2 separate regions of the Homo sapiens genome follow, and region 2 is linked to region 1. A link is an interaction called in ENCODE POLR2A ChIA-PET data of the cell type or tissue named here. Cell type or tissue: Caco-2. All regions are shown on one strand.

What was found. ChIA-PET counts read pairs that join two places held together with the same protein. Peaks named below come from ENCODE experiments on the same cell type or tissue, not always from the same donor. Only the 100,000 strongest peaks of a DNase experiment are listed, where the experiment ranks them.
Region 2: POLR2A ChIA-PET joins it to region 1 with 5 read pairs; 2 of 35 experiments call an interaction of 5 or more read pairs at or near these places.

Annotation. Positions count from the first base shown.
Region 1 is chr14:93,086,527-93,091,526 of GRCh38, reverse strand. All of the region lies in intron 2 of ITPK1 (inositol-tetrakisphosphate 1-kinase), which reads left to right. Among named protein-coding and RNA genes, the nearest start is that of ITPK1-AS1, 22 kb to the right of the region's middle. RefSeq lists an enhancer at 3,144-3,765. In Caco-2, no CTCF peak of the experiment used is centred here; no DNase peak of the experiment used is centred here.
Region 2 is chr14:93,147,786-93,152,785 of GRCh38, reverse strand. No RefSeq gene overlaps it. Among named protein-coding and RNA genes, the nearest start is that of ITPK1, 34 kb to the right of the region's middle. In Caco-2, no CTCF peak of the experiment used is centred here; DNase peaks (open chromatin) are centred at 1,045, 1,855 and 1,945; H3K4me3 peaks cover 290 bases.

The DNA.
Region 1 (5,000 bases):
GCTGGTTGCTCTTGGCATTTGAGTCTGAATATCAAAGGCCCTGAAGATTAAAAAGAGAGAATGAAGAATGATGTGCCTGGTGCCTTCTTGGGAAGAGCCCGAGGCCAGCTGTGGAGGGGAGCAAGACTGGTTCTGGGCTGGGCTTCCTGGCCTGGTGCTTTCCTGGGCAGCTGGAAGTGCTTCTGTGGGAGCTGTCTGGCCCTGGCGCCGTTGTTGGCTTCATTATTTTTTGCCTGCAGGGGCCTGAGTATTCTGTACTGACGGGAAAACATTTGTTGGGCTGACGCTGTAATCACACCACAAGGGACACTTGAAATTATATCTGTATTTGGGAAGCTAATTTTAAAGAACTTTTTCTCTTCATAATTATATGCAATCAGCCAGCTAGTGTTATTGGGGATTCTCTTTTTCCCTCTTCAGCTGAGAGGCCATCTGCCTTCCTCTTCCTGCCTTTCCTTCCAGCACACGGTGAGCCATCTCCCTGGGAGAGGGACCACTGGCCCTTGGCTGCCTGCAAGCCCCAGGGAAACCTTTCCATGGTGATTGCGGAGGAAGGGATGAGGAGGAAGAGCAGGGGAGGATGATGGGGGCCTCTGGCTTGGCTACAGGATGAGTCCGTTTTCAAGACTGGAGGCGCAGGTTGGTGATGGAAATGATGGAGTGTAGCGTTTCGATTTGGACATTGAAGCAGCCAGGGCTCTTGTGAATGCAAGTGGCAGAAAATCCAATTCAGATGAGTTTAAGCAAAAAGAAAAAAAAAATACATTTCTTGGCCCAGGTAACCAAACTGGCACAGGAATAGTCTTATCCCTCAGGTCCCCAGACATTCCTCCTGTCCCTGGAGTTTTATTCCTCATCAGGAGGAATTTAGTTCCAGAAAACGCTGGCCAAAAAAAGAAAAGAAAAGCCCCCGTTGCCCACCCCCTGCAAATGGGGCTCATTCCTCTCTATCTTGAGCTCTGATCCTGACAAGTAGGGTTTCTCCAGGATGGTGGCTAGCACACCAGTCAGGGATACGGGCTGGACATTTAGGGTTGGCACGAAGTGGACTCTGTGGATTGTCCTTCACACGGGAGGCATTCAGGTCAGGAGAATATACCATGTGCTGGCCCTTCAGGTCTCGATCTGACCACCCTTTCCAACACCCTGGGTTCCTCTGTGTCCTTCCTCTTGGACCGCCCTCTGAGAGGATGGTGCGAGGAAGAGGCTTCCGTGTTGTGCATGGTAGGCAGGGATGGGGGCGTTCCAGGGGCGGACAGCATGGGCAGGTGGTCAGAAGTGTGAAAGAACCGACCTGTGGGGCACGGCAGGAAGCCCGGTGTGCTAGGAACAGATGGGGCGAGACTTGCTGGGTGAGGAGGTGTGCACCTGCTGCAGAGGCCCAAGTGGTGGGGGTGAGGGAAGCCCAGGGGGTGAGTCTGGGCAGGGGCTGGGGGGTGATGAGCCATGTTTCAGATGCAGAAGGTGCAGAGTGTGTGTGCAGGGACAGCAGGGAGACCGCCTGGTGGCCTGCACCGCAGAGCTGTGTGTCTCAGGGAGTGGGAAGCCCTGCCTGTGCTGGCCTCAGTTCTTCCGCTCTTCTGGAATTCTGCATCCTTCTTTTGACATTTCTCTCTAATGCCCAGGGTCCTGGCTCTTGGCTTTGGCTTGGTGGCAGCTGTGACCCCCTGCATGGGGCTCTGAGGGATTATTCCAGCTGTTTGGGGACTGTAGCCATGGCTCCCAGCTGCAGAGCCTGACAGGCCTGGAGGCCGGCAGGAAGAAGATGGGGGCTGTGCCCGCCTGCCGAGAGCTGGCTCTGAGACTGACTCTTGGCACTGGGGTCCTCTGAGGCCCCAGGCTCATTCTCACCTCCTCCAGAGACCCAGCTGACATACCATTCTCATGAGCTGCAGTCCTGTGACCCAGCTGATTTCTGTCTCATTGGTGGAACCCTTTAGAGGTGGGGTAGGGCTCCTAAAACATTAGCCCTACTGCCTTCCCCACAGATTGGCCTCTCTTCCCTGCCTGTGGGCATCTGGCATCTGCTTGAATCCTTCTTGTCACGGGGTGCTCATCACCTCTTGACTGCCTTCCTATGGAAGCCAGCAACCTCTTCCTATGGTTGAGCTGAAATCTACTTCATAGGAAGGGTTCCTTCTGCCTGGAAGGTTTGATATTGGACAGGACTGTCAACCGTGTGGAGAGGGGAGGAACAGGGTGCTGGCTCCCCCGGCTTCTGGGCTGGATTGACCCAGGGCGTGTCTACCCCACAGCATCCTGACATGCCAGAGGCTGGACCTTAGGAAGTGCCTTCCGGGCCCTTCACTGCAGGCCTGCTCAGGGGCTGCTCCTCAGGTCTTGGGGCCCCTGGGGCAATGGCATCCATCCTTTTGGCCTCCTGGGGTCAAGGTTCTGAGGGAGGATTAGGGCAGCAGGTGGTTGGGTGGAGAGGCAGCTCTGTCCAGAACAACCCTGTTCCAGAAATCCCAGAGCCTCATCCCCAACAGACCCGGTGGGCCCCCCACCATCACACAGGTCCCCTTTCTCCCCAGGAAGTCACACAGTGCTGTGGGATGAGGAGGGTTTCCTGACAGATTTGGGGAGAGCGGGCCTGGGTGGGGAGTAAGGGAGCCTGGGAATTACTGGTATTTGGATGGGTTTAGATTGTGGTTCTGCTTCTTACCTGCTGTGAGTCTTTGGTCAGGATACTGAACTGCTCTGAATTTCCCCACTTGAAAAGAGGTGACAGGCCAGGCGCGGTGGCTCACATCTGTAATCCCAGCACTCTGGGAGGCCAAGGCGGGAGGATTGCTTGAGCCTGGGAGTTTGAGACCAGCAACCTACTGGGCAACATAGTGAGACCCTGTCTCTACAAAAAATAAAAAAAGAGGCCTGGTGCAGAGGCTCATGCCTGTAATCCTAGCACTTTGGGGGGCCAAGGCAGGCAGATCACTTGATGTTGGGAGTTCGAGACCAGCCTGGTCACCATGGCAAAACCCCGTCTCTCCTAAAAACACAAAAATTAACAGAGTATGGTGGCGCACGACTGTAGTCCCAGCTACTTGGGTGGCCAAGTAGCTCCTGCTTGAACGCGGGAGAATTGCTTGAACCCAGGAGGTCAAGGCTGCAATGAGCCGAAATCGTGTCACTGCACTCTAGCCTGGGTGACAGAGGGAGACCCTGTCTCAAAAAAAAAAAAAAAACAAAACAAAACCAAAAAAGAAAAGATGCAACCATTGTACCCACCCAGTGGTTGCTGAGATCCAGTGTGAGGGGGACGAAGTGCCTGGCACTCACAAATCCTGCCCCGCCACTGCCTCGTCTGTCCCTGTTTCTGCCTGGGACAGGGAGAGCAGGCCTGGGTGGGGAACGAGAGAGCTCGGGGATTACTGGTGTTAGCCTCTCATTTATTTGGGTCGTGCTCAGGCCCCTGGAATCCTCTCTGAAACTGGAGAGTCTCTCGGGTAGCCGATGAAGCGCTGCCTGTTTTAGGGTCAGGTGCCTGGGCACCTCTGATGGACCTCAGGATGAGCCCAAGTGTCAGTAATTATCACCCAGCTCCCCGGTTTGCAGCCAAGGCTTCCAGGCCTGGAGCCTTTGGTCTCCAGCACCCAGTTCCCCCACATCCCTTCCCTGGGCTTCTTTCCCGCCATTCCCATCAGGGACCCCTGCGGCCATGCTGGGCTGTACCCAGTGCCCCTTGGGAATCTGCGGGTACCGTGCAAAGCTGTGCTGTGCTCCTCCCCATCAACTCCTCATTGACTGTTGAAGGCCCCTACAAACTCCTGACAGGTCCTCATTCATTCCTGCCTGACACATGAATGCTTCCAGGCGATGTCTGAGAATCCTGGGATGGCAGAGCTGTGGGAGCCTTGGGGTTGTGGTGGGCAAAGTAAGGCCCCTGCCACTCCCCACCAAAGACAGCAGGTTCTAATCCTCAGAGCCTGTGAGTGTGCTGCCTTACATGGTAAAAGGGTATGACATGACTACAGATGGGATTTTTAAATTTTTATTTTTCAGAGATGGGGGTCTCACTGTGTCACCCAGGCTGGAGTGCAGTGGCTATTCACAGGTCTGATCATAACGCACTGCAGCATCAAACTCACGGCCTCAAGTGATCCTCTCGCCTTAGCCTCCCAAGTAGCTGGGATTATAGGCATGTGCCACTGCTCTTGGCTTACAGATGTGAAGGAGTGAGGCATCTTGAAATAGAAAATGTTCCTGCATTACCTGGGTGGGCCTGGTGTAATTACAAGGAGGCAGGAGGGCCAGAGGAGATGTGACAGTGGAAGCAGAGGTTGGGGTGTTGTGGCCACAAGCCAAGGAATGTGGACAGCCTTTAGAACTAGAGAAAGCGGAGGAATCGATTTCTCCCTGGAGCCTCCAAAAGGAAGCCTGCCTCTGACCTCAGAACCCTAAGAGAATAATACATTTGTGTTGTTTTTAGCCACTACTGTTGTGATTTGTTACAGCAGCAATGGGAAGTGAATACAGTTTTCTCCTACCCTGCTCTTCTTAGGGCTTGTGGGTGAATCTGTGACTGAGAAGGGAGGGACTGGGTCAGGGTCAAGGTCAAGGCCAGAGCCCATGTGACCCGACACCTTGGGACTTTCCTTTGACCTGCCATCCCGAAAATATCTGAGGGGCCAGGGAGATACTCCAGTAAGGTGCCTTGTGGTTTAAGTTTTCTGAGATGGGGTCAGGGCTGACTCATGCCTGTGGCTGGGGGGCCCCAGGAAACCCCAGTGCCCATGACCTGGTCTTTGCCTTTGCTTCTCCTGGTGCTTAGCAGGCCTTCTCTAGCGTGCCCTGGCAGCCTCCCTCTCCCTCCCCTCCAGGGCCTGGCTCACACAGCAGCTCTACTGAAACTTCCCTGTGCCTCCTGCTGTCCCCCAGGTGTTTGTGCTATTTAAGGGCCTGTGGCACACCCGCCAGAGGGCATGGCATGTAGCCCACTGGTCTGCCCTGTGGCAGCTAGCATCTCGGGGCAGGGTTTGCGGTCTGGGGTCCCCCTCTGG
Region 2 (5,000 bases), 61 kb before region 1:
GCCACCATGACCCCCTAAGTTTTGTATTTTTAGTAGAGGTGGGGTTTCGCCATGTTGGCCAGGCTGGTCTCGAACTCCTGACCTCAGGTGATCCGCCCGCCTCGGCCTCCCAAAGTGCTGGGATTGCAGGCATGAGCCACCACGCCCAGCCTCACCTTCTCCCATCTAACCCTTGGAGCGCTACCTGATTCCATCATCTTCTCCACCTACCACTCATCCTTTGTCAAGTGTTTTTTTTTTTTTCTTCAACAGATGAGGAGACTGAAGCTCTGGTAGGTTAAGTTGCCCAAGACCACACAGCTGGCCATCAGTACAACTGGGATTTGAACCTAGGTCATCTTGACACCAAAGCACACCCTGTGTTGTCATTTCCACCATCAAAAACTTGGCAGGAGGGTCAAGCACCGTGGCTCATGCCTGTAATTACAGCACTTTGGGAGGCTGGGGTGGGAGGATCACTCCAAGCCAGGAGTTGGAGACCAGTCTGGGCAACATAGCGAGACCCCATCTCTACAAGAAAAAAGGAGCTGGAAGTGGTGGTGCCTGCCTGTAGTCCCAGCTACTTGGGAGGCTGAGATGGGAGGATCACTTGGGTCCAGGAGGTTGAGGTTGCAGTGAGCTGTGATTATACCACTACACTCCAGCCTGTGTAACAGAACAAGACCCTCTCTAAATCTAAAAAAAAAAAAAAGAAAAAAAAAACCCAACAGGAATAAACAGGTGTCTCCCTGTGATGAGGGTACAGGGAAGGTATTTCTCAATAAGATATCATTATTCTTTCATAAATTATTCGAACATTAGGAAGCACCCTTGAATGGGATGATTTTGAAGATTGTATAGGTGGAAACGGTCACACCTTCTCTCCAGACATAATGTTACCATCATGTGGTTAACATGGCAATGGTATGTATGTCAATCAGCAAACTCAATCAGTGATTCACTTGCAAGATTTTATTTTAGTGCGTCAGCAGACGTTTCATTTCATGGAGTCAAGGAGAGGTTGATGCAGGCAGGGCAGGAAATTGCAACACAGGGGCCAGGCGCGGTGGCTCACGCCTGTAATCCCACCACTTCGAAAGGCTGAGGCAGGCAGATCACTTGAGGACAGGAGTTCGAGACCAGCCTGGCCAACATGGCAAAACCCCATCTCTACTAAAAATACAAAAATTAGCCAGGCATGATGGTGCATGCTTGTAATCCCAGCTATTTGGGAGGCTGAGACATGAGAATCGCTTGAACCCAGGAGGCGGAGGTTGTAGTGAGCCAAGATTGTGCCACTGCACCCCAGCCTGGGCGACAGCGTGAGACTCTGTTTCAGGGAAAAACAAAAACAAAAACGAAAATTGCAACACAGGCTGCAAGGGCAAACTGTCAAATGTTTCCTGATTCTCTGGGAAACTGCAAGGTTATTTATCTATCCACTCGCCAAACACAAATGACGAAATAAAAGCATGAGACCCTGGATAATTTACCCATTGCCAGATTACAGGCCAGCACTACCTTATAAAACAGCGTAATTCTGAAAGTGAAGTAGCTGTGTTCTCGATTAAATTGAAAGTAGAAATCAATTGAATTGCATAAGCATAATTCTAGGGGACTTACATAACACATTTTTCTTTTCGAAATCCTTTTACATTTGTTATCTTATCTCTGCACAACCTCCCTACTTTGGACAAACTTTTATTATAGCACTTATCACCCTGTAGTTAATGTTTAGTGTACATGTCTGTCTTCCCATTGGTTTATAACCTTCTTCAGGGCAGAGACCCTGCCGTATTTATGCATCTATAAAGCCCTAGCACTTGGTAAGGTATGAGTTAGGACTTGTTTTGTTAGGAAACTGACAGAAACCCACTGGATGCAGTTTAAGCAACAAGCGAGCTTTGTTTCAAGCAGCTCCAGGGCAGGGATGCAGCCACGTCTAGGATGACTGGGTACCAGGCTCTCTCACATTTCCTCATCTCCCTGCCTGCCTCATTAACACCTCTGCAGAAGTGTCTTTCATTGCTTCCTGGTCCACTGAAAACCTGGCTGCCAACATATCCTGAGTTAACGTGCAACTTGCCCAGCCCTGCATTGACAGCCTCAATCACCGTCTGGGCCCCGACCTCCCCAGTCTCCTCAGGCCTAGGCTCTGATTGTTCCGCCTCAGTGAGGTGTTCACCTCTAGTCCATTCAACGGCCAGAGGGCTGTTCCTATGGTAACCATGTGCCCGGGCAGGAAGGAAGAAGGCACAGTTCCCAGAAAAAAAGGGAGAAGGGGCAGGGCAGCTCAAACAATAAGTGGCTACGTCCGTGTGTATATACTTGGTGCTCTATAAATGCTCACTGTGATCTGCCTTGCTCTGAATGCTGCTGCAATGCCCGCCTTCTTTTAGTTCCGCAAACACACGTGCTCTTTCTGGCCTCAAGGGTTCCCATGTGTGGTTTTCACTTCCCGATGGCTCTTCCCTGTCTGCACCCCTTGGCCTGGCTGATGTCTACTCTTCCTTTGGGTTAGCATCTGGACTTGCCACCTCTTTAGAAGGCCTTTCCTGACCTGTGCCCAGAATACCCTGTACTCGCTTTCTTTCTCTCTTTTTCTTTCTTTCTCTCTCTCTCTCCTTCCTTCCCTCCTTCTTTCTTTCTTTTCTTTTTTTCAGTCTCACTTTGGCTTACTGTGATCTGCCTTGCTGGAGTGCAGTGGCACCATCTCAGCTCACTGCAACCTCCGTCTCCCGGGTTCAAGCGATTCTCCTGCCTCAGCCTCCCAAGTAGCTGGAACTACAGGCATGCACCACCACGCCCGGCTAAGTTTTTATATTTTTTAGTAGAGATGGGGTTTCACCTTGTTGGCGCACCACCATGCCCGGTTAATTTTTGTATTTTTAGTAGAGACAGGGTTTTACCTTGTTGGCCAGGGCAGGTCTCGAACTTCTGACCTTAAATGATCTGCCACCCTTGGCCTCCCAAAGTGCTGGGATTACAGGCATGAGCCAGTGCTTCTGGCCACCCTGTGCTATTTCTTCAAAACCCTCACCACCTTGCAGTTACTTGTTTAATTCCTGCCTGTCAGTTCCAGGGCTGCCAGCAGTCCCTGCAAAGGAATTAGCCGGCAACCTGCCGGGGTGAGGGTGGCGGGGAGTTAATGCGCCATGAAGCAAACCTTTGACTGATGGGAGATGGGGAAAGTGGATACATTCTGGCCCTTTTCATCCTCAATGGACTTTCAAGAGGAGGAGCCTCATAGCCACTATGGTTCCTTCTCTCCTCTCTCCCATGGTCTCTCCTCGGTGCTCTCTGCGATGGCCCTCACTTATAGAGTAGGATCAAACAGGCCTTTACCTCAAGGTTTCTGGGAACCCAAGCCAAGTTACCAACTCTGGCTGGCGTTAAGTAGAAACTTCCGTGTACGAAGCACAGTGCTGAAGCGATGCGTGAGGAGGCCCCTCTGCCCACCTCTGGGCTTTGCTTTCCTCCACATTAGGCAGCCTCTCCCTCCACGGAAGCAGTTTGCCACCAGCAGCTCCGGCTTTTTCCTAAGTGCAAATGATGTTCCTTTCCCATAGTTTCAGCCTAAGTCCTGGGCTCTGCCTCGCAGACTCTGATTGGTCCATAGAGGGACATGTGTTCTCCTTGGACCCAATCGCTGTGGGGGGTGGACACCGACCTTGATCTCCAGGTATGCATTTTTCAAGCGTCAGGAGCAGTGGTACCAGGAATAGGGAGCAGATGAGGCCCAGGAATTGCAAACAGGGTGTGGTATGGGAGAAAGGACCAACACAGAAGATAAGGATCCCTGGGGCCATCTTGGAGGCTGCCTTCCACAGCTCCCCGTTGAGTCCTCTGGGGATCAGCCCTATCTACCTACTTCCTGCAAAACTTTTTCCATGTTGTATTATTGATGCTTTGCCTTATTTCCAGATTGCAAACTCTTTGAGGGCAGCGACTAAATCTTGTTCATCTTTCCTTTCGTTTTTAGCCCCTAGAATTTCTTTCTTTTTCTTTTTTTTTTTTTTAAGACAGAGTCTCACTCTGGCTGGAGTGCAATGGCGTGATCTCGGCTCACCGCAACCTCCTCCTCCCAGGTTCAAGCGATTCTCCTGCCTCAGTCACCCGAGTAGCTGGGATTACAGGCATGTGCCATCACGCCCGGCTAATTTTTTATTTTTAGTAGAGACAGGATTTCTCCATGTTGGTCAGTCTGGTCTCGAACTCCTGACCTCAGGTGATCCGCCCGCCTCGGTCTTCCAAAGTGCTGGAATTACAGGCGTAAGCCACCACGCCTGGGCCAAAATTTCTAATATAGAATATATATTTAATAAATGTCAAAATAGGCTGGGTGCAGTGGCTCACACCTATAATCCCAGCACTTTGGGAGGCCGAGGTGGGAGGATCGCTTGAGTTGAGGAGTTTGAGACCAGCCTGGGCAACAAAGTGAGACCTTATCTCCACAAAAGATTAAAAAATTAGCGGAGCATAGTAGCGTGTGTCTGTGGTCCCAGCTACACAGGAGGCTGAGGCAGGAGGATCGCTTGAGCCCAGGAGGTTGAGATTGAGGCTGCTCTGAGCTATGCTCATGCCACTGCACTCCAGCCTGAGTGACAAAGTGAGACCCTGTCTCAAAAAAAAAAGTTTTAAAAAAATGTCAAATTAAGGCTGAATGCATTCTTGAATGAATATAAATGAATGAATTAGTGACTACCTGGATGGATAGTTCAAAAGACTAGAGTAGATACTGTGAAATATTATATTATTAATTTCCCCCATTTTCTGCAGGCCAGATCCCTAATGAGTTGGTTACTCAGATCTCGCTTCTTTTTTCTCTGATTACTACTTCCCACTTCCCCGCCCCCACACCCTATGGTTATAGAACCCAAGGTCTTGGTCGCCAAATTGGAATAACATCCAGCCCTCTAGTCACAGCTGGTTGGACACTTACCAGGAGGCACCAATGGGCTCCTTCTTAGGGAGTTTGAAGTTGGGACTAAAAGAGGCCAAGCTTTGGTCTGGCTTCTTTT